2 separate regions of the Homo sapiens genome follow, and region 2 is linked to region 1. A link is a loop called in an ENCODE intact Hi-C map of the cell type or tissue named here. Cell type or tissue: IMR-90. All regions are shown on one strand. Links, peaks and the distances in the headings refer to the core of each region. The heading gives the core; the rest is flanking DNA.

Region 1 (16,489 bases), core at 3,120-11,119:
AAAATCTGAAGCCTTCACCCAGCATTAAATGCCATCAATTATCTGGTCCCTTTGATTACGTCTAAACCTCATGTCCCATGCTCCCTTCTTTGAAAACGCCACTCTGGTCAAATCAGTCTATCCATTGCTCCCTAAACAAATCATCCACAATCCCCTCTCCACATCTTGGTTTACTCAATATCCTGTGCCTAAAAGCCCTTCACTTTCTCTTCCTGTACTTCCCACACTACAGCCTGATGGGTGCTTTCTTCTCCAGACTATAGCATTTAACAGTCACTTAACATAAGGTTTTTGAACTGTTGTCTGTCTTTTGTTTCTCAAACTATATTTAAATAATAAGAATGTTGATAATTCATTTTCTATAATCACCTTTTTATTAATTAAACATGTTATCTACTTCATTTAAGACACACAACCTTTGCCACAAATTAGAGAACTACCAGGCAAGAAGCATCTAATGTCAGATTCTCTGCTGAGGACTTTAGACCCAACAGCACTTATCATTCTCACAGCAACCCTGAGGGGATCAAGATACCTTCTATTTAACAATCAAGGGAGTAGAGACTTAGCGAACTTAGGAAAACTTCCAAAAATCACAATATAGGAAGTGCCACTACCAGAATTTATTCAAAGAGTTACAGAGATAATTGAGTGAAATAATGCACAGGTCTGAAATGGAATACACTCTTAATACATGCTGTGTAATATTACTGTGGCTGGAGAATATTTTGAGTGGTGTACTTCATTTTCTCCAGGGGAATAAAAGGTAGGGTGCTAGCCAAATTAACCAAAAGTCTTTCTGGACTTTTCCCCTAAAAGTTTATGGTCTTAAGAGATCTTAGATAATTTGTGGGAAGATAATGTGGGAAATTCCTGAGGATAGGAAGAACACATCGAAGGGGAAGCAGAGAGAGTAGACTTTTTCTTCCACACCTTCCCTCATTAGAAGATGATAGCTGAGCCAGAGGAATAAGGGGGATGGGAAGATCTAAAAGAATGACCACAAAAATTTTGGTAAATTTTGAGGCTGTGAAGACCCAGAATCTGTCTTCTAGAAGCACTGGAAAAGTCCATTAGACACCCAAAAATTAATAACCTATACATTACCTCTTGATTTCCCTCCCAACTTGTTCTCCCTATAGCCTTTTTCCCAGGAAAAGACTTCTTTCCTTGAAGACATTTCGACTCCTCTCTTTAGCTCCCATCCCACATCCAATTAATTGCATCATCCTTTCAATTCTGCCTTCAGAATCTAGCTAGCTTTTGCTGGCTTCAAACAGGGATCCAAGACTGCATCATTTCAATAGTCTGCTTTTGTCCCTTTCTTTAGTTATTTCAGTAGCCTCCTTTCATTTATTTCCTTAATTATTTCAGTAGCTTCCTGGGAGGCTTCCTTGCTCCTGCCCTTGTCTTGTCTCTCTATGACTTATTCTCTGCCCAGCAATCAGAAGGAGCCTGTTAAAACATGAGTGAGACCACATCATCCCCCTCCTCAAAACGCCCCAGACGCTGCCATATCGCCCTGAATAAAAGTCTGTGTAATGACCTTGGAGGCACCATGTCATCACCTCCTACACTGGCTCCTCAACCTCATCTTTTAATGTCAACCTCCTTCACTGTCCCCCAGCTATTTTCGCCTTCTCATCATTCTTCAGACACACCAGTGCACTCCTATCTCCAGTCCTTTCCAGGTGTTCCCTTCACCTGGAACTCTCACCCCCAGACATAAGCAAAACTCACTCCTTAGTTCATCCAGTGACGTCTTGAATGTTACTTTGTGATAGAGCTCTGTGAATCCAAACTATTGGAAATAGTGACTCCTTCCCCTACCCATTGCTAAGATGATTGTATAATTTATTGTCCACATTGAGAACTTTCAAGAATACATTGAGTGTTATTAATATTCATACCAGGGCAGCACATATAAACTATTCTTTAGCCTCCCTATTTTTGCTTTCCACTTCACTTACTGTATCACCACCTGGTTTATTTAGCATTTCATTGCTGATTTTCTGTTTTTTACCTTTGGATTGTGTGCTGTATGAAAAAGGAAGTCTTCATTTCACTTACTGATTTATCCCTAGAGCCTCAATAATCGCCACTTAATAAATATATATTGAAGGAATGAATGAGTGGACTGATTAGTAGTAAGACTCTAGAAAGAAATGGTTGAGTGGACAGATAGAAAGATGGATATCCTGAAGAATAATTCACAAAAGATGACATAGAAACACAAAAAGTTAAGAGTCTAAAGAGGCCATATTACACAGGGCTATAAATATCTCTGGCAGCTTAAAGAAGGCCACAGATTATTTGTCACTCCTCCCATGGACATTAAGAATTAGTCTCCTCCCCTTGAATCTGAATGTAATGAGCAGTCTTTATGATGGCCTTCCTATGCTCACCTCTTGGCATTCACACCCCTGGGTAACACCTTTCCTTTGAGAGTAAGACGGATCAGTGATGTTCTTCCAACCATTAGAACACAGCAAAAATGATTCCATTATGTAGGATTGCAACACTGGACTTGCTAGCAGACACCTTCCTTTGCTATCTTTGATGAAGTAAGCAGCCATGTTGGGGAGGCTCACAGGACAGACAACTGAGGATGACTTCTGGTCAACAGACAGCAAGAAATCTAGTTCCTCAGTCCAGCAGCCCACAAGAACCTGAATTCTGCCAACTACCATATGAGCTTGGAAACAACTCCTTCCCTAGTCTGACCTTTAGATGAGAACTCAGCCCTGGACAAGACTTGTGTGGCAGGCTTGCAGAGGACCTAGCCAAGCCATGCCTGGACACATGATCCACAAAACCTGTGAGATGATAACTCTCTGTTGTCTTAAGCTGCTAAATTTGTGATGATAGTGTTAGACAGCAATAGATAACTAAGATACTCAGTGACCTCTGTGACTATTCTGACAAATAGAATATAAAAGTAATTCTGAGCCAGTTTCTGAAGCCAGGCTTTCAGAGACTGGATGCCCTTACTTTATGTCTCTGAAATCTCTCTCTCTCTGTCTCTCTCTCTCTCTCTCTGTCTCTGTCTGTCTCTCTCTCTCACACACACACAGACACACACATCCCTGAGCCACTGTGTACAATACTGGTCCCACTGAAATTGCTATGCTGGAGAAGCCACATGTGGATTAACAGTTCCAGCTTAGCCACCACCTCCTCGAACTTCAAACATCCTTATATAGCTATTCTTACCTCCTGAGATTTTTTTATGTTCATGAACTTCATCTTCAAAAGTGGGACTACACTAGATCTTTAAAGTGAGAATGCTAATGCTGGTTCAAATGTATGTTACTTATAATTTTAGTAAATATCAGCATATATTCCAAAGTGGCTGAAGCAACTTGTATTTCTAATAATATTGCATGAAAGACTTCACCATCACTAGCATTTATCACTGATTTTAGTTCTTGCTAGACTGGTTGGTAAAAAGTTATATTTTTATTGTTTCTTTAAATTTTATTTCCCTGTTTACAAGAGGGCTTGAAAATCATTTTGTTGATCACTTGGATTTTCTTTTCTATAAAATTCTTATTAATATCTTTTGCTTTTTAAAAAAAAATCAGTTTATGAGACTATGCATTATGGCTATTAAATTTTTTCTTTATTTGTGTTGTATTGTTTTTCTAAATCTATCATTATTTATATATTTTGCTCTACATGATTTTAATATTATAAAGTCAAAATATTACCCTAATTCTTTCATAACTTCTGAGTTTTCTGTCATGGTCTCAATTATTTCCATATCTTAAATTGAACAAGTCATCTCCTATATTTTCTCCTAACATCCTTTATTGTTCTATTTGTTTAAATTTAAATATTTCCTCCATCTGGACTTATTCTTGTATAAAGTATGGGTCCAGCATGATTTTATTGTAGAAAAAGCCAGTTATACTAGCTCCATTTCTTAAATAAAGCACAATTTTTCTATTGTGTTGAAAATGCCATCCTTCTCACATGTTAAAATCACATATATAGTCTGGGATCTATCACTAGACTTTCCATTTGGTTCTCTGGTTTATTTTTCTATTTATACACAAATATAATATAGTAATTTGTTTAAAGTATAGACAAAAATTAAATGTAGCTTAAACTGTTGAGTTATTCAATAAAACTTTAAAGTTCATTTTTTATCCTTCTGATACTCTTATTATTTCCATATTTAGGTCTCCAGACCAAATTTCAAGTTCTCTTACTTTTTCCCTCAATATTTCCACCCCTGTGTATTTTTTCAGACTACTAATTTAACTCTCAGTAGTGAACATTCTCATCTTCATGGACCATATTATTTGAGTTTAAAAATCACTGAGTTTGGGATTTTTGTGGTTATTGTTTCAGAAAATCTGCTTTGAACTTTTCCTGAATATTCTCCTTTATTTGTTCCTTTTCTATTTTCTCCAGCAGTTCTGGTCCAGCTGTGTTTTTCATGTTGATTGTTCCCCCTCTCTCTGGTCTTTAAATTACTTCAGAAACAGAACCTTTTTCAGACCAACAGGGTTAGACTCAGAGGTGGCAATAACCACTCCTCCCATGGGTAGGTACCACGGTATCACACAAGTCATTGACCTCTGTGGAGAGACTGAGTGAAATCCTGCCTGCTGTCCAGCCTCCTCAGCCAAAGAGACTCATACTCACATACCTCACAGGCAGCAAGAACTTCACCTTCCTTTCAGATGTTCCTCAGTTCTTTAGGAGCCGGAGAAAATACCACACTCCTGTGAGCCATTGTCACCTTTCCTCCCAAGACCTCTGTGTCCAAAATCTCACCATAATTCACACCAATTGCCTCTGATCCTCACTGCAGAGCTCTCTGATGAAAGGCCCCAGCTCCTGTCGAAATCAAACAGAAGAAAGTGTCAGATCTCTTCTTCAAGACTCTATGAACCTCAGAAACCATTCTCTCCCCAACAGTCTGCCAACCTGCTGCATGCTGAAGTTAATTAGGTATGGACATGTGGATTAGCTGGTGATATAAGCAGAGAAGAGTTGAGGCCCATTTAAGCCCCCACCCTCCCTGAATCCTAACTAGGAGGTTAGGTTTAGATGGTTGAATTTAAAGGGCCTGAGAGACATCCTAGTGGAGATTTTGAGTAGGAAATTAGATGTACTAGGTTTTATTCGCTGAATGTTTGCATCCCCTCAAAATTCATGTGTTGAAGCCCTAATCCCCAAAGTGATGGTATTTGAAGATGGAACTTTTGGAGATAATAAGGTCAGGAGGGAGACTCCATTAAGGGGTTAGTGCCCTTATAAGAAAAGATACTATAGAGCTTTCTCTCTCTCTCTCTCTTTCTCTCTCCCATGTGAGGATACGGTGAGAAGGCAGCCATTGACAAGCCAGGAGGCAGGCCCTCACCAGACACAGGATCTTCTGGTACCTTGATCTCAGGCTTCCCAGCAGCCATAACTGCAAGAAATAAGTGATTGTTGTTCAAGACACCCAGTCTGTGGTATTTGTTATAGCAGCCCACACTGACTAAGACATTAGGACTCAGTTGAGGGATCTAAACTTGAGAAAATTCATAATAATTGAAGTCATAGATTCATCTACAGAGTACAGCATAGAGTAAGAAGAAGAGACCCTGGATTTGGCTTTGAGGAATACCAATGTTTAAAAATCCAATCCAATAAGAGCCTGTTGCTTAAAATAGGATGTCAAGAAAGAACAGCCAGAATGTGAGGAAAAATGAAAGCATGATGAGTTACAGAAGCCAGGGAAGATAAACCGAAAATGTGCATCAGATTTAATAACACAGTGCATACAGGTGACCTTACCAAGAATGGTTTCAAGGACCCAAAAAGAGTGAAAACAGATAATAAATTTAAACAACTTCAAATATTTTATAGAAATTTATGTCTTAGATAAGCTATGATTAGAGGCTACATAAAATCACAAGTCAAGTAAGTCATAAATGGGTTATTAAAACTGGAGCCAGAAGTTTGGCATGTCATTTAGCTCTTTTCCTTTCCAATTGCTCATATATTTAATTATCTCAAGCATGACCCTATGATGTACATTAGCTTTGTCCAATTTTTTTCTAAATTTGGGACTTTGGATAGAATGACTTGGGCAAAAATATGATTTGATTATTTGGCTATTTTTAGTTGGACAAAGTAATCAATTTTAAGAGCTTTGTTTATTCTCATTTTCTCCCTTTAAGCTCTTTTATTTCCTCACCATCTCAATAAACCTCCTTGTGTTTATGGTTAAGGGAATGAGTCACTCCCACAGAAGTGGGTGCTGAAAGATTTCACATTGTTTTTCTCTACACAGCACTAAAACAACCAACAAATTTCAGGCAGTTTATTGGAACAGTTGGTCAACACAGAGATAAAATTCATCAAACCAGTCATATGTAGACTCATGCAAGTCATTTGAATAAAAGAATAACCAGTCAGAATGGTTCAAGAAGATGGCACTGCTTCCTCTAAAAGGATAACACTCTAGGCCAGGCACGGTGGCTCATGCCTGTAGTCCCAGCACTTTGAGAGGCTGAGGCGGGCAGATCGTGAGGTCAGGAGATCGAGACCATCCTGGTTAACACAGTGAAACCCCGTCTCCACTAAAAATACAAAAATTAGCCAGGCGTGGTGGCGGGCGCCTGTGGTCCCAGCTACTTGGGAGGCTGAGGCAGGAGAATGGCGTGAACCTGGAAGGCGGAGCTTGCAGGGAGCCGAGATCGGGCCACTTCACTCCAGCCTGGGGGACAGAGCGAGACTCCGTCTCAAAAAAAAAAAAATTAAAAAAAAATAAAAAAAAAACGATAACACTCTAGTATTCAAAGAAAAGCAACAACTGAAGTTTCATAATATTCAGAGAATAACATAGGCCCAGTATTTGGAGATTAATCAGTCTAACAGATAGACTCTAATGTCTTCTTTTTCCAGTGAAATTAAAATATGCAGCTCTATGTGGGTGTTGAATTTATTTTGCTGAAGTTTCTGACAGAAATTATATTTATTTAATACTTTAGAATAATAATAATCACAGACCCAAGTCTTTATTTCATGTTTCTCAATGGAAGCACATCAACACTGTAGGAATGTCAGAAAGCAAAAAGAAAAAACATTTTCACAGGGAGGAAAGTCATTCAGTGCTAGTAACAATATTTTAATGAATAATGATAGACCAGCACCATTGCTTTGTCTACTGGGTTTTCACATAATGGTACTAACAACAGCAATAGTGAGCAAAGAAGGGTGACTGTGCTGCTGCAGAGGCTTGCCTGGAGATGAGTCCAGGAAAGGTAAAACCAACTCTGCAAGATGACAGGATTGACTTAGCACCAATTTGAGAATAAAAAGTGCAAGTAGCTAAGCTTTGAGCTCTCCATCAGAAGCACAGGTTTTGTCTGAACCACTAAAGAAATTGGTGATCTTTTACTGTGTCTGTATGCCATCAAAAAAGGAGTTTTAGAAATGTATATTATGAAATTGGATAGTAGTATGTGAAAGCAGAATGGAATCAAATGATAGGAGTCACTTGGAAATCAAGATGGCCAGAATGAGAGCCACTGGAGACCATTTGTTTTTCAGTACCCAGTAATTTGCTGAAGTAATGTTTTGAGGTATTTTCCAGCTCTCTCACATTGCCTTCCCTGAGAAAGAAAAGTCTTGGACAAGGTTTGGGTCTCTGTGCCTGTGCTGGGACCTTAGGATCATCCAACTGTTTCTGATTGGTCTAAGTCTAGAGTCTATTGGATGCTGAAAAACAATGGAATTCTCAAATTGAAGAGCTCAATTTAGAGGCACTGAGAAATCTTAGTCAGACGATGAGTACTTAAATTAAAGGAATACATGTATATTTCTATAGAAAAGAACATACAGAGGTAAGAGACTGGCACCTTGGTCATTTGCTACTGATGAGTCGGGAGAGAGATTCCTTCTGCAGAGAAAAGCAATGGGATGGACATACGGAGAGAAACAAAACTAAAGAACTTGTGGCCACAAACAGAGACAGACACAAAAGATCCCCAATGGCTTTTTTATTTCAGGTCCAATGTATTTCCATAAGATGCCATTTTAGTTTTCATTATATTCCTGTTAGTTTTTCTTGATTAGAACATTACCTTGTGACAAAAACAACACTAATAGCTACCATTTATTTACTTAATGTTTACCATATCCCTATGCATTTACATGAAATGTTTCATTTAACTCCCTCAACATCATTATTATTACCCATTTATAGGTGAGACAGCTGTGGCATTGGTCCAATTAGTAAGTGAATGAATGAAGATTCAATGCCAGTGGTCTGATTCTAAGGTTAACCCTCTTAATCACTAGCTGTGTGCTTCTGTGAATCTCAAGTTTCATTTTCATCTATAATGTGGGAATAATGATACCGACCATACAAGTTACACAGATTCAATGTGATAATATATGTAAAGGCATTTAGTAAATTTTGTAATTCTACATGTTAAGATCTTGTTTTGCTTCGGTTTATTCCAGGTTTAACAATTCATTTACTTTTACCATTCACCTGTTAAGCCATCTCTCCAAAAGTTTTACAGATATTTATTAAGCACGTATATGCAGTATATTGAAATGTGATGTAGACACATTTGAGGCACTTATCATAGGCATATATAATGGAGAAGATAACTATGTATGTCTTATTCATCACCAACATTACTATTCTTCCAGATTTAAGATGATGATGATGATAATGATGAATACACTCATTACCAATTCAGAGTTGTAACAATATGGGTTCCATTTATCACACACTATTAAAATTGTTGAAGTTTAAATTTCACGGTGATATGATAAATGTCTAGAAGTACTAGCTTTTGAAATGATGCCAAAATATTACCATTCCTGTAGTGCGTTGGAACTAATTAGTATATGTGAAACTACACAATTAAAAAGATATTCTTTGTTTTGATTTGCCTAAGTTTTAGCTTTAATTTTATAGCTGCTCTGCCAGAAAAAAACTGCACTGAAAGATATTTCTTTCCAATAAGTTTGTAGTTTATTTTCCTCAAAGCTGTTTTAAAAGCATAGAATCTGAGCAAAGAGAAATGGATTAGTGTGATGACTCTTTGAAAGTCCTGATATACCATTCTGGGGATGAGAGTGCTCATGACCCAGTATTTCATATCCATGGTCAGTACTGAATAAACACTAAAAATCATTTTTCCTTGGAAACTACCATTTCTAGGTCCCATGCTGCTCCTATCCCTTCTGACAACACATTCTTTTTATAGTTACAATTTTGTTGACTTAGTTATACCACATGTAGTTAGAGCATATCCTGGTGGTGTTTCCTCGCAACTATATTAAAAGCCTATATGCTAGTCTCCCTGATAGAATCTGGTTTGCAAAGGTCCTCCACCACACACTCACGGTTAACCTAAGTTACTATTATGACTCCATAGATATACTATTTAGAAATGTATAACCCAGGCAAAACTGTCCTCAGCTTTGACCCACCAATGAATATATCAGCTAGAATGTTTTTGGTTACAAGAAAAAGGAAAATTCAAACTATTTTAACAATAGAGAGAATTATTGCTTCGTGTAAGCTGTAGCCTAGTTTTCAGGCACAGTGTGTTTCAGACATTAACCATGTTTTTCTGCTATATCTTCATTTATGTGCTTATGTGCTTCTCTGTTAGCTGGCTTCATCCTTAGACTGGCTTCCTTTATGGTTAACAAAGGGCTACAGCAGATCCAGGTCTCACCTCTGCAAAACATACAGTTCAGAACAATTCCTTTATAACAAAAGTCTTGACCATTTGTTGTGAGGTTGAATTGTGTTGGCCTTGGATTCCTGAACATTCATGAGCCAATCATTGTGGTCCCAAAGGGGTTGAGACAATATTGATCAGGCTACTGTTATTCTGCTCACCCCTGGAAAAGGAAGTGAGAGTCAAGGCTACAAAAATTACAATGGTGGGTGCAGGTGTAATCATTGTTGGGAAGACAGCTACAGTCTAGTCTTTGGTTATACCACATTCATTTATGTCATGTTTCTGTACATATGCTTTCAAAAAATGTATTATATAAATTGCATGAACCCCCTCCAAAAACACAGACAAGTCAAATTCTCACCTAGTGAATCCATAACTAGACATAACAGTAATCCTAGACTCCGGGAGTCTAGTCATCTAGGATTACTTGGAGTCTGGGTTTACTGTGTAATCCTATACTACCTATTACTACATAATAGGATAATAGGCTCCTTCATCAGACCCAGCCAGTCTCCTCACCAGACCCTTCTTATAGACTGCTTCGAATACTCTCAGCCTCACTGGCCTCTTCTTTTCTGCTACCATCACCATACCATATGTAAGTGGGGTTCAACCAACTTCATGTAGGTGGTGCGTGGCACCACCTCACATCACCTCCTTCCTTGTGGCATCTCTGTTGATTCCAGGGTATCAGATACCATAGAACTTCACTTGGTGCCCATATACGCACAGCCCAGAGGTACAAAAGTATAGAACCCCAAAGGGTAAACTTTCAAGGTTGGGACACAAGAGCTAATAAAAAGCTCTTCCTTCTGTCTCCCTTCACCCTTCCACCTCACCTATGTACTATCCTAAGACACACTTTATCTGGCTCCACAGAGGATGGTCTTGTGAGATAAGCACTTAGCACTTAAGCACTTGGCAGCAGCCAACCCAATAATGTAACCTTATTATTGGCTCTCTCTTCTTACCTGATGCAATTCCCTTGCCTCTCAATCTGGCTTCTGTGGTTTGCACATCTTCATAAAGTACTAGCACACATGCTTTTGTCTCAGGTTCTCCCTTCTGGGAAACACAGGCCAAGATAACATGTAATAGATCCCCAACACATCCATTAACAAAAGTTAGTAGAGAACTGGATAAATGAAACAAAATTTTCATTTGGAAAACAGATCAGTGAGAAACACACAGAAATCACTAGTACATGGCACATATTATAATCTTCTGGCCATAAATAACAAGGACAACCTGCCCTGGCAATGGACCAAGGCATTCCTTGGTCGATTAATAACAAGGCCCCTGGTTCTATGCAATGAATGGATTTTCCTTGTCTGTTGTCTCCCATGGAGACAAATTTTGGAAAGGATGCAATTTCTGGAGCTGACCACTTGAGCAGCCCACTTCCTGTTGATGTGATTCCTGGATCCTTGGGATTATCTTAAGGTTTGAGAAATACAGGCTCTTTTTGGCCAGTCATAGGGGTATTTGGCAGTACAGCTCACTTAAAAATTTGGTAGGCTGCTGGTCTATTTGCTTTGGGTCTACGTGCTTGTGATCAATTCCATGGGCTAGTATCAAAGCCAACTCCCTTGTCGGTTCAGGGCTTCATGAATTTAGGCATTTTTGTCTTCCTTGGGTATATCTCTGTACTCAGCCTACCTCACAGCCCCTTGTTTAATGGTTTCAACCATATTCTTGGCCTGTGCCTTGAAGATACTTGAAAAAATACCTTTATTGACAGAGGTCCTAATAGTATTTAGGATACCCCTAAATACTATACCCCTATCTTTGTCTTCCCAGTGTGACTGTTTCCTTTGTTTGGCAAAAATACGCTTAGCAAGAGAAGCTTGGAAGAAGCCTGGTCTCATTCATTTCCTGCTTAATTCCCCAACTCCCTGCATCTATTGTTGCCAATCTTGGCTTGAGGTAGAGAATATGATATTTCTATCCCTACAAGATTCCATATTAGATTAGTGAACTCTCTAGCAACATGTATCTTTAACTTGCCTTTTTCTCTTACACTTCATACTTAATCCATAAGGCAGTCTGTCAGCTCTACCTTAAAAATATTTCCTACATTGGAAAACTTCTTGCCCTATCCATTGCCAGCCCATAGATGGTCCAATCGATCCACCACTATCTCTGCTGTAGATACCACTGTAGTCTCCTAACTTGGTCTTGCATTTCCTCTCTTATCCCCTCTCAAACGATCATGTGCCAATCATCAACTAGAGCCATCTTTCTAAGATTTCAATGAAATCATGTCATTCCTCTGCTTGAACCTCTCCAGTGGGCCCCATCATCATATAAACAAATTCTAATGTCCATAACTTCATTTAAATTCCCATGTGGTCTGGTGCATCTCCTCTGATCCTATACCCCCATGCTCACTGTGCTTCTGCCATCCGGAACATCTAGTTTGTTATTCTTTGAAATACCGGGCACACTCCAGCCTTGAGGAATTTATGCTTGCTGAAATCTCTGCCCAGAAAGTTTCCCTCAGATGTCCTAGTCATCCTATCTATAATAGCAGCACACATTTTCTATCCCCCTTTTCTGCTTTATTTATCTTTATTTATCTTTAACAACTTGTCACTACCTATTTTGGGTAATTTTTTTCTAGTAGCATATGTGTATGAATTAGAAAGCAAGATCCGTGGATGGGTATGTCCAATGATGAGGACACTGCTTGGCAAAGTAGACACTCAACACATACTTCTTCAGACATGCCACCTTAAGCCTAGACTTGTCTCTTTTTTACAGGATCTTTCTGCAGGTGGAGGAAATGACCTATCAAGTTGCCTAAAGCTACAGCTTCATCAAGTCTTAATAACAACACATAAAACCGCAACCTAGACACCTTTCTTGCTTGCACATAACAAAGATTGCCAACTTCCTACTCTGGAATAAAAGGGGCCCTCACTGCTCTCCTTCCTATCTCCTCTACTCAGCAAATTCCACATTGAAATGCCTGGTCTTGCATTTCATTGAAATGTGGTGAGTACCCGTTTCTGGCATCAATCAATTGATCAATCGATAGATAGATTGCCATCTGTTAGAATGTTTTGGGAGGCAACCAACAGAAAGTCTAAATCAAACTGGGTTAAATCATTAAGGAAATTTATTCATGGAAATTTTACTAGAAAAGAAGGAAGAAAATCTTCCAGACATATATAAGCTCTAGAAATAATTTGCTCCGAGCTTCTACTCCACTTCCTCCATCATATTCTGTAGTCTCTACACCCACCCCAGGTGTTACTTCTGTTTCAGGCTGGCTGCTCTTAAATTAGTAGTTACTGATTAGTTACAGCAATAAATTAGCTGCAGTAGTTCCAGGCTCCAAATATGCACATTATGCAATCTGGTATTTTTAATCCTACAGGAATTCTTAAAGAAAATATAATAAATTATTTACTCCTCTGCACATGACATGACATGATTTGGCTACCACTATTGCCGTAAGTTCCTTGTCTTCTGCCAGGCCAATTTGTTAGCTTGGTGTAAAATTTCAGACCTTTCAAGTTGTTTAAAATCTTTCCCCTCAAATCTGTTCTATTCCCAGTCTTCCTTATTTTGCTTAATCTTTTCAATTGCTCAGGTCAAAGACTTGATGTCATACTTTTTTGTCTCCTTGTCTCTTTTTCTCTGTCTCTCTGTCTCTCTCATCCCCCCACCACCACTTCATCATCTACTTGTTTGACCTCCAGCTATACAGCATCTGAGCACTTCCAAATACTTTTTTTAACTGCTACCACCCCACCTAAAACACAACTATTTCCCTTACAACATATTATTATAGTAGCGTCCCAGTTAGCATCCCAGCTTCTGCTCTTGTCCCACTATTATCTATTCTTAACAGAGCAGCTAGAGTGATGCTGTTAAAATATAAGTCAGATGATGTCACTCCTTTACTAGAAAACTTCTAATGTCTCCCTCCTCAGCACTTTTGCATCAGGTGCTCCCCCTGCCTGAAAAGCTCTTTCCACAGACAGCTTCATGGCTTGCTCTCTTTCTCTCTTTTAATGTGAGGACTTTTCTGACCACCCTATTTAAAATTTGAGTCTCCTCAACTCCAGCATTTCCTATCTCTTTCCCTTGCTTTACTTCTTGCCTTATTACTTTCTAACTTATCAAAGAATTTATTTTTTTCTGAATTCTCCAAATAGACAAAAAGATTGACAAGAGAAGGGGCTACACACACACACACACACACACACACACACACGCTTGCACATACATGACATACATGGATCATGGTATCCTAGTATCATGGACGTCAACAGAAGAAGGAATTTCAAGTAAGAATAAGTGATCAGCAGTGTCAAATATTTTGGAGAAAGTGAGTATGATAGGCTGATAAATTTCCAAAAGAAGGTGTTGGTGACCTTATAGTAAACAGCTTCTGTAAAGTGAATGAGGAAATAAAAGGAGGAAGGTGTCTGTAAGAAGGCAAGAGAGAATGAGATCCAGAACAAACTATGAGATACTTGTCTTTAAAAGAAGTTACTTCTCTTCCGTTACAATGGGGGAGAGAGAGAGAGAGAGAGAGAGAGAGAGAGAGAGAGAGAGAGAGAGATGATAGGAGTGGTCTATTAAGCCCCGAGATTGGTGGGTAGAGATTGACGGAGAGCCCATCATAGTTCACCCACCTTCCCTGGAAAGTAGGAAATTGGGAAGTCAGGTTATCTTTTGGAAAGGGGAGATAATAGGTAAATAAATTTGAGGAACATGTATATTTTAAATGGCCACTGTGGAGAATGAAAGAGGAATCTGAAGGAAAACATAAGGATGGTTGAATTATTCTCTGCAGGATTGCTTTGTTTTGTTTTCCTTTTGATAAAAAGGCTATTGTTGAAGATGAGTTAATCTTTAGTAATGGTGGCTCAGCCTTCCCTGTGCACATTGTGGGAAACAGGGTCTTGAGAACGGAATTATGAAACTAATTTCGTGAGCACCCATGGAGCCATTGGTATATGTGTAGATAGAGGTGTAGATGTGCATAGGTGTATGTGTGAAGTGTAGGTATTCTTTCATACATCTAACCTTGCACATCCCACACTTTCCTATGAACACCCTTAACTAGTCTTTGCTACGCCCAATATGTACTTTCATTCATCCATCATCAGACAAACATTTCAAGCTCTTACATAGAACTATCTGTCTTTACCATCTATCCGGGGAAAAGCTCCATTTTGACTGCCTACACAGCAGTTTGTGCAATTATCCAATATGTTACAGAATATTGGTCTTATGATTACGTTCATATACATGGAAATGGAAAACAGGTGGTGATAATTAAAAACATGACTGAGATAAATGGAAACTTTTAGGTGTTCTGAGACTGCAGGTCTCTACCTGTATATGCTCATTAGTAAATGCATGTAGTCAAATGCAAAAAAAAAAAAAAAAGATGAAAAGGAGCTTCTGAAAATGTGTCCCACTAGGAGTAAGGAAGGGCTAGTCATGCAGGCTTAGAGGATTTCAGATTCATGCTTATAGTCTGAATAAGAAATGAGAAAAGGGCAGCAGGTTTTTCTTTCTTCCTTAGAACACTTTGATTCTGATCCCTCACATTTTTGAAATTCTCCAAAACTTATCTGAGCTGCTTCCGCCATTGTCTGTTTCCTCTCCATGTACCAGACAAATCCTCCAGCTGCCTGACAAAGCCTTTGGGTTCTCAGTTCAATGGCAGACTGTTGCCCGTTAAAGGGGAAAACCCTGCGTCTTAAACTTGAGGATTTTCGCAGGAGCATTTGTCCACGTGCACTGAACCCAAAGAGCTCGATTTAGCTGCTGAGTTTACAGCCACTGCGGCTATCCTTTCCCCAACCTCAGCCCAAACCATGTATGAGGCCAACCACAATTAGTTGTTTCTTTATACTGGGAAGACTCAACTTGTAATTTAGACAGGAATGGCCATCTAAAAGGAATTATTCTATGCTACTTTTTGTGCCTATCCTGATTCTGCTGCAGTTTTCCTCTAAATTTACAGGTACTTAATATTTTGGAAGGTCAAGCAGGAAGAATTTATCTCTGGGAAAAGTCTGCATGCTTCCACTTCAGCTCTAAGTTGTTTGAACAAAATGACTAAAAATAAGGACAAAAAATTCCCATGGTTAGATTTCAGTAAAATTACCATTAATTTTACTCACACAATTTAATTTATGAAATGATAGAGTTTATTCCAAGTTATTTTATAAAGAGAAAGGATAGAAGTAATATTAGACCAGTTAAAAATGAAATAACTACCCACTGATGCAAAATGGTCTAGTTAATGTAGTGTAAGTGTTGTTCTTCCTTGGTAGACAAGGGAAAGAAATAAGATGAGAGCACTCATGAGCAGATAAATCCATCTTTTTTTACCTTCTAACTACTTTCCAACCTGGAACACCTTTAAGAGAGAAACAGAGTGCTACAAATAATTATGCTCAAACAGCCTGTATAAACAGGGATGATCCCGGGCACACTAAGACATATTGTTTCCCTACCTCTCTAGGTCTGGGCCCTCTGTATCCAAGACTTTGCTGCTGGTCCATGGTGGCATTCTTCCCACCCTGTCTTCCATGGCAGAACCTCTTTCCTGGTGGCTAAACTAACTTGGACTACTGTTCAGCTTCCTAAAAGGAATAAATTTATCTACTTTGGCAATTGTAATGTTGGTCACCTTAATACATTTATCAACCCATGAAGATCTGGAGATATTAGCATGTTACTTTCAAATTTATTACTTTTATATTTTACACAAAATAGGGAGTTCAGTGCACAGACACAGTATG
Region 2 (16,489 bases), core at 4,815-12,814, 75 kb before region 1:
CTGCTATTTCGGATTATGCCTCATTGTGATACAAATAAATTAACATTTTATTTCAGGGGTCATATAAAGTCTGTTTCCATACTGTTGTTTGTTTGTAGTTTTCTCTTTAAGTACTTTTCCCCTTTGTGTGTGGGGGTGGGGTAGGGTGGGGAACTAAAGCCATAATTATGTCTACCCCAAAAAACGTCAAATATGTTGCACAGTACTTGTCAACAGGCATACAAGGAAGCTTCCACAGCTAAGTTGTTTCTCCCTTCTCATTTCAACAAGAAGCAAGACATCTGCAAAGCAAACTGAGGAAGCCGATAAAATAATTTCCGTCCAACTCATACAAAAATCTACATTGGCAATCCAACTCAACCCAGTTCCTTAGGTAATATTCCAATTTCTTATATCTTTTAGACTATGTAATCAAAGCAGTTTTCAGAGACACCAGAGAAAAAAATACATAAATTTGGGATCAAAGCTCTGCCCTCTCAATCATTTTTCCATTTCCAAGAGGGAATAATTATTTACAAAAGTGGATACTATATAGATGGGAATAAACAAGAGATAGATATGGAATTCTATAATATCTTTCTCAAGAATTCTTACAGAAACATGAGGTATTGTGGCTCACGCCTATAATCCCAGCACCTTGGGAGGCCGAGGCAGGCAGATCATGAGGTCAGGAGATCGAGACCATCCTGGCTAACATGGTGAAACCCCGACTCTATTAAAAAAATACAAAAAAATTATTCGGGTGTGGTGGCAGGCGCCTGTAGTCCCAGCTACTCGGGAGGCTGAAGCAGGAGAATGGCGTGAACCCGGGAGGCGGAGTTTGCAGTGAGCCAAGATCGTGCCACTGCACTCCAGCCTGGGCAACAGAGCAAGACTGGGTCTCAAAAAAAAAAAAATGAGGTATCCTTCCAGAGAATATGCTGACATTCACATTCATTCTATTTTTACATAATTATTGTTTAAAATCACATAAAATTACATTAATAGTAACTTGGACTAAAAGAATGAAACAACACTAAACCCATCATCCTAACAATATAACCATTTTATTTTCTTTCTCCTTCCTAGACTATCACAATTTGTGTCTATAATTTTAAAATGTCAAATGTCAATAACCATTAGGTATACATAATGCCATAGTTGAAATTTTCATTAGACTTTAAAGAACTTTTTAATGTTTCTTTAGTCAGTATTATGGTCACTTTAATGATTTTAAATAGTTCCCCTGTGTTGATGTAACATAATTTACTTAACTATTGTTGAACATTTACCAGCTCTATGACCTTGTTCCTGTTACAGTAATGTTATAGCCCCAGTTTTGTCATCTGTTAAATGGTAGTAATAATACTTATGTCATAAGGGTATTATTAAACGTCTGGCATTTAAGAAGACCTCAACATATATTAGGTGTTGGTTTTTTTTTTTTTTTTTTTAGATGGAGTCTTGTTTTGTCACCCAGGCTGGAGTGCAGTGGCATGTATCTTAGCTCACTGCAACCTCTGCCTCCTGGGTTCAAACGACTCTACTACCTCAGCCTTCTAAGTAGGTGAGATTACAGGAGTGCCCCACCACATCCAGCTAATTTTTGTATTTTAGTAGAGACAGGATTTCGCCATGTTGGCCAGGCTGGTCTCGAACTCCTGACCTCGTGATTTGCCCGCCTTAGCCTCCCAAAGTGCTGGGATTACAGGCGTGAGTGGCTGTGCCCAGCCTGTATTAGCTTTTAAAAGTAATTTTGATTCGAAACTTAAAACTTTTTCAGTGAATGTCTTCATTCGAGACACTTTTTCGTAAAACTACTTCTTAAATGATTGAGAGTAAGTGTTCTAAATAAAAGTATATTTGCATTCATTTAATCTATTTAGAAGATTTCTTTTTCATGAAACTAAAGGTTCTTTATGAAGATTGGATCATCAATATCATATTTGTGAAAAGGCATCTATGAAGTATCCATTTCTGCGTAATGCTGTGTAGAATATTGTTCCAAGCAAATTAAACTGAGTTGGTCATTGCGAAGAACACTATATCAAACAACCTTAGATTTCCAGGCATGACATCGTCCTGGCCACCCTTTCTTTTTCCTTGTTTCTCCTTTTTTGCCCCATCTCTCACATGTCAGCATGTCCCAAGACCCTCTCTTCGGCCCTCTAATTCTGTATCTCACCTTACAGAGAACTCACCTCCTCTTCTGCCTTCACACCCGCACAAGTAATTGTCAAAGTGATGAGATTAGTCCTGGGAAAATCAGGGCAGGCTTTAAAGAGGAGTCAGGCTTTTTGAGAGGTGATGAATTTCAGTCGGGAAACCGTGTGCAGGGGGAAAAGGCACTTGGTCTTTGACTATTACATTCCAAAACAGTACAATAGGAGATATATGTATGAGTCCTGCCGGTTCAAGTACGGACTAAAATAAGCTAAGTAAGTATAACGTAAGGCCGTAAATGCTGTCTCACTAGAGTCCTGCTAGCTCCAGGTATTTAAAATTGTGAGTAAAAGACCAAACCATAAAAAAGACACATTACATGAGCAAATAACTCTAAACACTGAGCATCAGAATAAACTCTGATGGCTAATAAGGGTTAAGAAGGAGAAGAACTCAGCTCTTGTCTGAATAGTCGGCAGGGAAAGACTGGGATTTTTCCCTTGATGGCCTCAGACACTCAGAAGTGAGAAAAATAACCAGTGTGTAAATGAAGCACAAATGGACCAGGAAGCTTCGTTTGTCCAGGAAGGGACTTGGGGACACAGAAGCAAGAAAGAAACATGCAGGTGTGACAGAAAAATGAAAGCACGGTTTATTAGTGTTTCTAAGGATCAATGAACAAGTTTCGTATCAAACTAGCAGTCTCCCTCACAGACCCAGAACTTCTCTACCTCTCTGTGCTTTAGTTAGTACGGTTTCCCTTATCTGAGAGCCTTTTCCCCCTGCACACGGTTTCCCAACTGAAAGTCATCACCTCTCAAAAAGCCTGCCTCCTCTATAAAGCCTTCCCTGATTTTCCCAGGACTAATCTCATCACTTTGACAATTACTTGTGCGGGTGTGAAGGCAGAAGAGGAGGTGAGTTCTCTGTAAGGTGAGATACAGAATTAGAGGGCCGAAGAGAGGGTCTTGGGACATGCTGACATGTGAGAGATGGGGCAAAAAAGGAGAAACAAGGAAAAAGAAAGGGTGGCCAGGACGATGTCATGCCTGGAAATCTAAGGTAACATACGTCTCTAAAGAAGGGATGTATAAAGGGATCTGGGTCAAAGTCAGACTCAGTCTAGCCCCTTTACTCATTGCCCTTTACTCAATCGAGAATTGCTTTTGACCCTAAGATACAAAGTCAAATACCACACCATAACTGCAGCAAAGCAATCACAACCCCTTCATACGCTACAAACGTATCTCTCCCACGTTTCTTAGTTGCTGCCCCCCAACTTAAGTATCCAAGTCAAAAAGCAATGGTTCTATTATTTTAGAGTTGAGAAAATTAAAAACTGTTTTCAGAGTATTGTAAAGGGTCAGTGACAAGGATACTTTTTGTGCCTCGAAAAACTTCCATTGTGGGCATTTCATAAGAAAATGGGCTTTTGTGCCTTTCATAGATTACAGTTCCTTTATACAATGGGCTTGTCTAAGTTTCTTCCTGTTTTCCCATCAGTTAAATTTAGAACGATTGTTTCCATCTCTTATGAGATATGATGTCTAGGAAAAATGAATGCCTAGATGTGATACCAGGGCCCAGTAAGTCTGTGAAATTCAGCTGTAGCCGGGGATATCACCCAACCCCCGGGCCTTTCTCTAGGTTTTCCCATGGGCACATGGAGTATTTTCCTTCTTCGTTGCTAGTTTGCCATTCCACAATATAAAATCCAAGTTTTTTGCTGCCTTATCACAGAAGAACTCCTTTTTTTATATACAAAACCACTTATTTTTAGAGGCCCCCTTTTAATTTTTACTTTATATAACTTTTTAAATCAAACAATCTGATTTACTACAATATGATTATTGTGGTAAAATGGGAAAATAAATTTAAACAAAAAGGGAAAAAATACCCGTTCTCCTACCACTCACAAAGAACCACTGTTAACTTTTTCGTATATGTTCTTCTAGATTTTATATATTTATAAATTAGCTAAACATTTATATGTTCATTTAAATATATTACATAATTTTATTTATCTTTCTGGTAAAAATTGCATGCTGTTATAGGGCTCTAAAACTTGCTTTTATTTTTCCATATTAGTGAGAAAACTTTTCCTACATGAATATGTGTCTATGTGGCTTTCAGTTGTATAGATGAGATATAGTTAATGTTCTCATTTTCTATTGTTGGAGGGCTAGAAAGTCATAAATCTTATAAATAACACCAATTTGAATTATTAGCATAATTATTAACCCAGGCCCTGGAGCCTATTTTTGCCACTTATTCACTGTGTAACTTCAGGCAATTTACTTAAGCTATTTGACTTCATCTGTAGAATGGGGTTTCACTGGGTTTCACTGGGTTCATTCTGAAGCTTAAGTGAGTTAGCATACACAAAGTGTTTAAAGGGTGCCTTGCATGAAGCAAAAGCTCATAATTTAGATGTCATTCAGTCTGGTGCTAAATTTTGAGTAAAAGCTGTTATAATACCATACAACATCCCAAGTTTAAGTTCTGGGCACCCAAAAGAAAAAAAATTCCAAAAGAACCTTTGACTTTCATTAACTAGAAATTAACAGCTCTATGGTGGAAGTTAAAACAAGTTCCTTTGTAGGCCCCTTGAAATGCAACTATTTGTTTGGTTTTAGGCCTGTGGGATGGAAACAAATACCAGTACTTCATACGAGCCCTGGCTTTTTCAAGACATTGATTGGTATGAGTTCCTTGGGATGGCTGGGAGAGAGATTGGGTCTTTTCTTGTTCCTGTGCCTGAATCAATATAGTGCAGGGATATGAACTTATTCTGCCTTCCTATAGGCCATGCTGACTCTCCTGCGAGTACAAAAATCTCTCCCAGTTGTGGTGATCATTTCTCCAATGACTAGAAAAATGTCACATGAAAAATATAAAACAGATTTTAGAGGCAAAGAAACAACATTATCTCTGTAACCTCAGTGGGCTCCTACATGGCAGCCTCAGAAAGATTTTTGCTTATTAATTTGAATTTGATTCTTTTAGACATTGGCTAGAAAATTCCAGTAAATGAAAATCTAATCTTGAAGAAAGTCTTAGATTTAAACCTAGCTTTATTTGATTTTGGCTCTCCTTGCTCCAGCCCCAACAAATTTAATCAGAAATACTGATAACTCTTATGAGTTTATAATCCTGTTGATAAAAGAGAAGGTTAATAAGTAGGGGTGGATTTAATGACTGTCTCCCTTATGCTTTCTTGGCTATATGGAAAATTATCCCACATAGTCTAGAAAAAAGTGCAGAAACTTGTTTTGTTGCGTGTTGAATAACTTGTCTTAAAAAATACTTTGGCAGCATTTGAAATTCTGATGAAAAGCTTACAATTGTTCTCAGGCATGAACCTAGAAAAGGGCTGCATTGTCCAGCATAGTTTTTGATTTACTAGTGCACACTGTTTGATTTGCAGTGCCGAAGAATTGTTGATGCCCTTAAATAAGATGCAAGCAATGCAGGAGGCAGAGAACAGAACAGCCATGCTCTGCAGGGTTTAAAGCATTGCAGCCCAAACATGATAGGTAGAAAAATTCTCACAAATATTTTAGATGCAGGACCTTATGGTAAAAGCTTGAGTTTCTTGAAATGCATCAGTGGCAGGCTGAATTGCAGCAGGAAATATATTTGCAAATGGGACAAAAGTAACTGCTTCAAGACCGCAAACCTAAAAAGGGAAATAGCATCCTAGAATGACCACCTACAAAGGCTATTTCGGTCTCAGTGGCTGTCATGGTCAGCCACCAACAGGTGAGGCTGTGATGTTATCACCCTATTCACTATAGATCTAAGATATGGGTCAATACTCCCTAACTCCATTTTCATTAAAGGCCCATGATTAAATGCTGATGGCCTAGAGCTTTCATCTGTTAATTCACTCACTTATAAGCAACTCTTCTAAGTAGCTTTGGAAATACAAAGATGAGATAGACATCCCAGCCCTGTTAGGGAGACAGACGAGTAACAGATAAACTAAATAAAGTGCAATAAGTCAGCAATAGAAGTATACACAAGGTGATACTGAGATCACAGGAGAGTGAAAAATTCTGTCCAGAAGTATACAGGTAGATTCAATAGTTGAGGTGACAATTTGGCCAGATTCCACAAGAAAACAGGGGTTTTCTGAGAGGAGTCATTTGAAACTCTATGCAAAGTCCCGGAAGAACCTGTTGTAGTCTGAAATGGTGAGAATTCTGAGAAAGATGAGGCTGGAGAGAATGGGGTCAGAGGATGATGGAGCTTTTAAATCAGTTCAAAAGGATTATTCTACAGTCAATGTAGTTTTTTTGCAAAAGAATGCCAAAAAACTCTTTATGTGGTCAATAAAGGGCAGAAGTTTTGGATTCTTAGACATTCAGTATTGTTGAGGTTGGAAAAAATCAGGTCCTACCTTCAGCATGAAGTGGGAAAAGTGATTTTGCTTCTTTACCTCCCTTTCTTACCTCTCTCCCTGGGGCTCTATCTCTCTCACATTGCCTCTATGCTGCCAGTCTGCCAGGTGTAACCAAAATGTGCCAAAATGTGCTGGCAAGTTTTTTTGTTTGTTTGTTTTGGTTTGGTTTTATTTAGAAATCTGCATTACCCTAGATAATTGTCTAAGCATTTTATGTTTGAATCCTCTCAGCTAATGTATTTTGCATTTTATTTTGGACTGTCAGTCACAGAGCTAGACAACAGAATGAAAGTAGATATTCCAGACCTTGCAACATGCTGCAGGAGGAAGCACTTCTTGGATGGGAGGATTGCAAGATTCCTCCAATCACAAATAGATGAGTGTCTTCCTCCAACTACTAATAAAGCTAGTCTTAGGGAGGAAATTATGTTAAGGAGGTCCAAGTGTAGGAAAAAGGAGAGAGGCTTGCTCTTAGGATGACTTGGTTTTGATCGCTGTCTCTGTCACTGAGAGAACATGTGTCCTAATTGCTTACTCTCAGTGTCATGGTAAACTCATATATTAAAAGGGAACAATGATACAGTAGGATCACTTTTACTAAATGATCAGAATTTCCTCTATCAACTACACTCACTGGTAAACTGAATGCCTAGCTCCAGAAGGCTAATTTCTCACATATTTCTGCTACCACCAGTTTAGTTGTCTAGAGTCCACGTGTTTGCCCCAAATTTTGTTATGCCAGTTGTCTTTTAAAGTATTTATGTACTTTAATTAAATATTATATAAATTGATAAAATATAAGTACACATTAAGATTATACATTTTTGAAATTTAGATAGAATATGCAGGTAAGACTCCATGAAGGTGAGTCAGTAAAAAAAAAAAAAAAAAGACAAAAAAAGAGAGAAAAGGCTGTTAAATTAGATGTGTGCAAAACCATGACAGAGATTAGGGGATAAATTATAAAATTCTCGCACAATGAACATAGTTTGAAGACAGCTCTGCATTTGTGCCAATACCTATGATCCACCCTCTTTCCAGTATTTTTAATTTGATTTGAAACATTCAGGAGAATTTGAACATCTCCATGTTTTATTTAAAATGTAAGCTGAACCTGAACAAAAAGTTTCCCAACATAATTTTTATAAGACTTTTCACTCATAAATTTAGGGCATAAAAAATCATCCGTTGATCTTATTTAAAATGTAGATTATTGAGTCTTGAACCCCTAGAGATTCTCATTGGAGGTCTGGGTTGAAGCCCAGTAATATGAACTTTTAAAAAGCACCGAAATGATTCTGATACAGGGGTCAGAAACTCAGGGTTTGACACTCTGTCTGGTGGTAAAGTCCAACCTTTATCAGCTTTCTTATTCCTAAGCACATACCTGGAGGAATATACTACACACCACCCCCCCAAAAAAAGACAAAGTAAATTTTTGTTGGACAAGCATTTCACTCTCTCAAGTCATCTTGCTTTTGGATATCAGCTCTTAAAGATTTTGCTCTATCGTAATTTTCTACAGTAAAAGGAAAGGAAGTTTTAGGTTAAGATTTGAAAGGTCTTATGATAGTGAGTAAAAACATTAGCATCTCAATTATTTTAAAGTTATTTGGTATTTATTTAGTGAAAAGGTCAACAAGTTTCATTGCTGAAAACATAGCCAAACATCGCACATATTTTCAGAATATTTGGTGTTATAATCAGATGCTGAAGACAGGAAGGACTTCACAGGTTCACCATGTCATTGGCTTCTTTCCATTAAGGCTGGCCAGAACATCAGAGACTAGATCTTCTATCGGGGAAGTTCTGAAGCCTTAGAGCCTTGTGTTATTTGTTCAATTTCTCTTCTTCCAGTAATAATTATTTTCCAATAATCCTAAACAGTTTTCTATTTAACATTTTTTCAGTATCACTTTAATTTTAATATTTTTGTTACCATCTCAAGGATTTACCTTCTTGGCAATTCTCATGACCTCTATTGAAACACCTTCCAGGGTTTTACAAACTGTCTTAAGTTTATTATAAAACTCTCCTCCTACAATCTAATCCCATGTCTGTATTCCTGGGTCATGATGCAATTAGAAAATAACATTTCATTACTCACATAATAACTTACTTTATACTCAGAAAGAGTTTAAATAATATACAACATTATTATAAGTTTACATCCTGTTCTCCATACTACTAATGAAGTAGTGGCCCAGGTAATCTGATACACAAGTTTTTTTTTTTTTTTTCAAGAAACAACTTTCTATTTCTCCTTGGAATGCACTAGGTTTTTTTCTCCCTCCTTTGGCAGTAGGTTTACATTCCAAATTATACATTTCTGAGGTTAATATTAAACAAGTTTTCCTTTGTGTTCAATGACTGATAGTGCAGGTCCCAGCTGTATAGATTGACAAGACCTAACCCAATTTAATGCTTTGTGAAATAAAAAAAAAAATCTTCAATTTTTAATTAAAGTCTAGCACAAAAATAAACTACCAGCTGCCTTCACTAGAAGACTGACTATGTATTCTCCCAAATTCAAAGAACTGCTTCTAATTGACCCATCAACTGTCCTCTTAGGCAATTTTCTTCTTTAAGAAAAAAATGTTTTCATTGCCTTCTGCTGGCCTACCTCTATTAAACCTAGAAACCTAGATATGGGTCCTTCTGTCTTTGTTTAGAAGCAGTGAAGCCTCTTTAGCAGTAAGTACTGGACGGGGTACTCACATGTAAATGTAAATATCAATTGTACAATTGCTTGCCACAAAAATTAACTTGTCTTGAAAGTGAAAAAAGGTAGATAAGGGTCGAGATGGAATGGATGGAAATTTCCAGTTGTGTTTACCTTTTCATTTGCTCCTCATTCCAACCTGGGTGTGGGAGTGAGGGAGAGTTGGGGAGGGGAGATGCACACGTTTCATCAAATATGCCGTCTTTTTTAGAGCTCTAAAAATTTTAGAAAGCTTGAGATTTCTTGAGTTTCTTGAGTTTTTCTTTAGAAAGCATGAGGATGTTTTTTTGCCATCCAGTTGATGTTGAAATCTCATAGATAACTGTGGAATTCTTGTTGAAATACACAGCATCCCTACATATCATCAGTTTTCATGGGTTGCTGATATAATCAGGCTTCATCTACCTCCAGTCATGAGTCTACAGTGGTCTCTGCTGGGTCATTGACTTGTCCATCTTAGTTGATTCTGCGCTCATGTGGGGCATGTAGACAACATTCACCACTGTCTTAGGCCACAGTCTTTTGAAGGAAACTAAATCATGCTGTCTCAATCATAAGTCCTCCCTGGCTAGACCCACCATAGATACTTACTCCTCCTGAGCCATTGTGGACAAGGAGGATACTTGTTGTCTTTTGGGATTTTACCTGAAAATGAAACAGAGTCCCACCTCTATTTTCACTTACTCAAGTCTGGGACTGCTGGAGAAGAAGAAAGGGCAGGACACAAGGCTACCTCTCAGGGACCCACCCCAACTTCCAACTCCTTATCAAACCTCTGCTTCCTTCTTTGTTCTTCTCATGCTAAGAGCCAAAAACATGGCTGATTTTTTAAATCTGATCATTGCATACCTGTTTCCTTTGAGCAAATACTTTAGAAATTCCTCAAACCCAAACGTTAGGGGCTTTCAAACTATACTTTTTGCCATGGGTTTGAAATTTTTGTTTTGAAGCTGAGAAGCCACAGAAGGTCTCTCTTTCTGCATTTGTTCTGCATCATGTCTTTGCTAAAGAAATGAAAGCAGAATACTTAATTGCCTGACATGGGGTAGTTAAGAGTGAAGGGGATGCAGGTCAGTGGGGTGAGGTGGGAAGGTACAGGTGTGAGAAAATACTGGAGACAAATCACATTCTTTAGGAAAAAGACAAAAAATTAAAATTGAATTAAAATTAAAAATTTGTTCCACTGCATTTACATGAAAAGAAATCATGACCTACTTCTAAATATTCTGCCATGGCATTTTTATTTAATTTATAAAACAACAGTATATAAAAACTAAGGCATCACATAGATGCTACAAACATTTCACTTGACCATAAGTTGTGTAAACCCATGACACACAGGTTCTAAAAAACATTACTGGAAATTTACTTTTGCATCTGACCTCTGTAAATAGAAGCTCGCTCATTTCTGAAATGCTTCTTATTTTCCTCTGGCAAAAATATTTTTTAATAAGCAAACCATGAAATACAAACAGAAGTCAAAATGAGTCCAGCAGGATGGCAAGCCTCTTTATATATAGCTTTGAAGCCTCTTGCAATAATATTAGAGGAACTAATGAAATGGGAAATGGGAAAGCTTGCAAAGTGCACCTGGTGAGCTAGCACACAATCTCCTTCTCGTTCTCTCTCTTATATTATAAAAATGAACATGCTTAGTTCTCTTGCCAAGGGCAACCTCCCCCCACTTATCCTGTTACATTAACATTTGTGCTGGAATTCATTTTCTGCCTGTTCTCCAGGATTGGGTTGCCACAGTGAAACTTTGAGGTGGTCTTTCCTTGATCCGACTTCCCGCTTTCAGCTTCTGCTGGACTGCCCCCTTCTTACTTTATTCCCACATGCATGGAAGCTACATTTAAGCTGATCCTTTGGCCCAACATAGTTTGGTATTTTCAACTGACCATTTCTTTGGGGAACAAAAGTAAAATAATTGAGACAAGGAGGGATAGAATGTTATAGCACTCTCTCTACAGTATGGATGTTTCTTTTTCACTGTCAGTTGGAAAACCACAGTTCTGGCTGCCTTTTTGTCATGGAGCAGACTATTACAGGTAAAGAACTGACCCCCACCTCCTCCTTCCCTCCCTGCACTGTAGTTCTCTGGTTCTCTTTCTTCCCACGCTGTCTGTCATTCCAGTGATTGGCATAGAGTGTGGAGCAAGTAGCCACCACCTATGGCATTTTGAACAAAATCAATGCCTGGCACCTCACAAGGGAAGACAGAGTGTTCAGTAAAGTTTATTAGCTCTTGATGCTACAATTCTTCAGGGGAAGGAGACAATGGGGAGTGGGATGAGCAGAGAAAGGCAAGAAAAACTCATTATTTTCTAAGGCATCTCAGAACTTTTGATGACTTCGTCCTGGCATGGAAAATTATTCACTGGGGTATTACGGTCTGCATTGAAATAAATGCCTTTTATGTCCTATGGTAAAATAAATAAATGAAAAATGGGGAAAACTAAACCTGTAGTTTTTTCTTCTGGTACTTCAATGCTGTTGTTTTCATGAGTCAAAATGGCTTACTAGTGAAAAAGGAGATGGTGAGGACTGAGTGCAGGGAAACAATAAAAAGACCCCAAGTCACTTCACTTCTTCTTATATCAGGGTGATGCTTCTCCTTTCCCTTTCCCAATACCTAGCTATGAAGTAAACATTCTCACCACTTGATAGAGAAGAAATTTCCTATCAATGACTTTTGGTCAAATTCCACCACAGTGTCAAAACAGTATTATTCTCTCCTTTGTAAGCATAATCTGATATTTCACCCCTGCTTTCGCCTGAGTAGAAGATAAACTGTTTGATCATCTAGATCAAAATGGACTCTAAAGTAAGTAGATTGTAGTTGATAAAGATCCAAATGGACTATAAAGCAAGTAGATCATACTTAATAATTGTCCTCTGTCTGGCTTTTATAAATCTGCAATAGAATAGATTATGTGCACAGTGATATTGATAGTTTAACCTAATTGCGAGTTATAAAAAGAATCTCAGGGTTTCTAAATGCTTTAAAAGGATATTTTTCAACTTTTAACATTTTATTATTACATTGTTTTGTAATTTCCTGTTAAAAGTGATAAAGGGAAAGAATTAAGCATTTATTCTCTTTTTTCTTTCAATTTTTAATCTTTATGGGCACATAGTAGCTGTGTACATTTGTGGGGCACACAAAATATTTTGATACAGGCATACAATGTGTAATAATCACATCAGGATAAATGGTGTATTCCAATACCTCAAGCATTCGTCCTTTCTTTGTGTTACAAACATTTCAATTATACCTTTTTAGTTACTTTAAAATGTGCAATACATTATTGTTGGCTGTAATCATCCTGTTGTGCTATCAAATACTAGATCTTATTTACTCCATCTAAGTATATTTTTGTACCCATTAACCATCCTCATTTCACATCCCCATCCCCCACCACAGCACAGCCTCTGGTAACCATCTTTCTACTCTCCATCTCCATTAGCTCAATTAGTTTAATTTTTAGCTCCCACAAACAAGTGACAACATGCAAAATTTGTCTTTCTGTGCCTGATTTATTTCACTTAACAGAATGTCCTCCAGTTCCATCTATGTTGTTGCAAATGATAGGATCTCATTCTTTTTATGGCTGAACAGTACTCCATTGTGTATACATACCACATTTTCTTTATCCATTTGTCTGTTGATGGAAACTTAGGTTACTTCCAAGTCTTGGCTATTGTGAATAGTGCTGCCATAAACATGAGAGTGCAGAGATCTCTTTGATAAACTAATTTCCTTTATTTGGGGTATATACCTAGCAGTGGGATGGCTGGATTGTCGTTCTGGTAGTTTAATTTTTAGTTTTCAGAGTAACCTTCACACGGATATCCATAGTGGCTCTACTAGTTACATCCCATAACAGTGCATGAGGGTTCCCTTTTCTCCATATTCTCACCAGCATTTGTTATTTCCTGTCTTTTGGATAAATCCATTTTAACCGGAGTGAGATGATACCTCATTGTAGTTTTGATTTGCATTTCTCTGATGATCAGTGATGTTGAGCATCTTTTCATATGCCTGTTTGCCATTCGTATGTCTTCTTTTCAGAAATGTCTATTCAGATCTTTTGCCCATTTTTTAATTAGGTTATTAGATTTTTTCCTATAGAGTTGTTTGAGCGCCTTATATGTTCTGGTTTTTGATCTCTTGTAAGATGGATAGTTTTCAAGAGTTTTTCCCATTCTGCTGGTTGTCTCTTCACTTTGTTAATTGTTTCCTTTACTGTGCAGAAACTTTTTAACTTGATGTGACCCCATTTGTCCATTTTTGCTTTGATCGGCTGTATTTTTGGGGTATTACTCAAGAAATATTTGCCCAGATTAATGTGCTGAATAGTTTTCCCAATGTTTTCTTTTAGAAGTTTCATAGCTTGACATCTTATATTTAAGCCTATAATCCATTTTGATTTCATTTTTTATAGGGTGAGAGATAGAGGTCTAGTTTCATTCTTCTGCCTATGGATATTCAGTTTTTCCAGTACTATTTATTAAAGAGACTGTCTTTTCCCAAATATGCGTTATTGACACCCTTGTCAAAAATGATTTCACTGTAGATGTATCAACTTATTTCTAGGGTCTCTATTTTGTTTCATTAGTCTATGTGTCTGTTTTTATGCCAGTACCACGCTGCTTTGGTTACTATTGCTCTATAGTATAATTTGAAATAAGGCAAGGTGATTCCTCCAGTTTTGTTCTTTCAGACTAGGATCGCTTTAGCTATTCTGGGTCTTTGGGGGTTCCATATAAATTTTGGAATTATTTTTTCAATTTCTGTGAAGAATATCATTTGACAGACATTGCATTGAATTGGCAGATTTCTTTGACTGGTAAGGTTAACAACACCAATTCTTCCAATCCATTAAGGAAGAAGACCACCTCTCCCATTGTCTCCTGTTTCGAAAAGGAAGCAAAAAGTTAAGAAGAAGTAGAAGTGAGAGCAATAGGCAGATGGCTTGGTGCCAAGAATCAGGCCTGGTAGTTAAAGATCAACTCCTGACCTAACTGCTTGTGTTATTTATAGATTCCAGACATTGGATGAAGAAGCATTGTGAAACTTTCTGCTCTGTTCTGCTAGCCCCCATCGCTGATGCATGTAGCTCTCAGTCACATAGCCCCCACTGGCACGATGTATCATGACCCTTTCAAGTGGACCCCTTAGAGTTGTAAGCCCTTAAAAGGGACAGAAATGTTTACTTCCAGGAGCTCTGATCTTGAGAAGCAAGTCTACTGATGCTCCCAGCTGATTAAAGCCTCTTCCTTCCTAAAACCAGTGTCTGAGAGGTTTTGTCTGCCACCGGTCCTGCTACGTTTCTTGGTTTCCTGACCAGGAAGCCAGGTGATTAACAGACAGTTGAGGCAGCCCCTTAGGCAGCTTAGGCCTGCCCTGTGGAGCATCCCTGCGGGGGACTCCGGCCAGCTTAAGCGACGTGGATCCTGAGAGTGCTCTGGGTAGGCAATGGCCCCACTGGAATGCCTCGCCAGACGGGTGTGCTGCAGACCCCCACGGAGGATTAATGCAGTGGCTGAACACCGGGAGGAATCAGTGCTTGAAGTCCTGACTTCTGGAACATGGTAAGACTGGTCTTGGAACTTGCCCACTCCATCTGAGTGGAAGCATGGCCTAATCACCCACAGCGTGCCTTTATGAGCACGTTGGTTTTGGTTTTGATTTTGACTGGATTTGAACTGTTTTGGCTTTGATTTCGGTTCTGACTTTTAGATTTGAACTGTTTTGGCTTTTATTTCGGTTCTGACTTGGCTCAAATTGCTTGATGAATGAGTAACTCCTTATCCGTCCTTTGGTTTTAGTTTTAATTTTGATTTGGTATGAATTGCTTGGTGAGTGAGTGACTTTTTGCCCCTTTTCCCTTCTCTCTTTGTAGTAAGAGTGTCACTTTGTCCCCTGAGAGAGGAAAATGGGTAAAACACAGAGTAAGCCTACCATGTTTGGAACTATGTTAAGGAATTTCAAGAAAAGATTCAATGGGGACTATGGAATTGCTATGACACCTGGAAAGCTTAAGGCTTTGTGTGAGGTAGATTGGCCGGCATTAGAGGTGGGATGGCCATCAGAAGGAAGCCTAGACAGGTCTCTAGTTTCAAAGGTATGACACAAAGGAACTGGTAAATCAGGACACCCAGATCAGTTTCCATACATAGATACTTGGTCACAGCTAGTTTTAGACCCCCCACAGTGGCTAAGAGGACAGTCAGCAGCAGTACTAGTAGCAAAGGGACAGATAGCCAAGGAGAAATCTTGCTCCACCTGCCAAGGGAAGTCAGCTCCTAAAGTTCTGTCCGACCCAACATCAGAGGATACATGGCAGGAAATGGCACCAGTGATGCCCCCGCCCCTTACCAAGAAGAGAGGCTCCCCACATTGGAGCCCACAGCACCAGAGCCTCTACAAGGTACACGCACCCCAAAGCCACTAGAGTAGACAGAAGAGGATGTGAAGTCTCGGGAGAAACCCCTCCCTTGGTGGCTTCCTTGCGACCTAAAACTGGGATACAAATGCCCCTAAGAAGGCAATGGTATACTGGGGTAAACAAGGAGGGACATATGGTAGAAAGGCGTGCCTTTTTGTACCAATCTTTTACCTCTGCCAATCTCCTCAGTTGGAAAAATAACACCCCATCCTATACCAAAAAGCCACAAGCTCTGATTGACTTTCTCCAAACTATTATCCGAATTCATAACCCCACTTGGGCTGATTGCCACTAGTTGCTCATGTACCTCTTTAACACGGATGAGAGGAGGAGAGTGCTCCAGGCAGCAACTAAGTGGCTGGAAGAGCATGTTCCAGCTGATTATCAGAACCCCCAAGAGTATGTAAGGATCCAGCTACCAGGAACTGACCCTCAATGGGATCCAAACGAGACAGAAGGCATGCAAAGGCTAAATCGGTATAGGGAAGCACTCTTAGAAGGGTTGAGGAGAGGAGCCCAAAAGGCCACAAACATAAACAGTCTCTGAGGTTATCCAAGGAAAGGAAGAAAGTCCAGCGCACTTTTATGAGAGACTGTGTGAGGCCTATCACATCTACACTCCCTTTGACCCAGACAGCCCTGGAAATCAGCGCATGATTAACATGGCCTTAGTTAGTCAAAGCGCAGAGGATATTAGGAGAAAGCCGCAGAAACAGGCTGGGTTTGCGGGTGTGAATACATCACAATTACTGGAAATAGCCAACC

Evidence for each region. Peaks named below come from ENCODE experiments on the same cell type or tissue, not always from the same donor. Only the 100,000 strongest peaks of a DNase experiment are listed, where the experiment ranks them.
Region 2: a loop joins it to region 1, with 5 times the contacts of the local background. A loop is called at or near these places in 1 of 110 quality-filtered maps.

The regions. Positions count from the first base shown.
Region 1 is chr1:218,676,203-218,692,691 of GRCh38, reverse strand. No RefSeq gene overlaps it. Among named protein-coding and RNA genes, the nearest start is that of LINC02869, 170 kb to the right of the region's middle. In IMR-90, for the core only: a CTCF peak has its summit at 9,270; a DNase peak (open chromatin) is centred at 6,261; H3K27ac peaks cover 179 bases.
Region 2 is chr1:218,753,127-218,769,615 of GRCh38, reverse strand. No RefSeq gene overlaps it. Among named protein-coding and RNA genes, the nearest start is that of LINC01710, 160 kb to the left of the region's middle. In IMR-90, for the core only: no CTCF peak of the experiment used is centred there; no DNase peak of the experiment used is centred there; H3K27ac peaks cover 156 bases.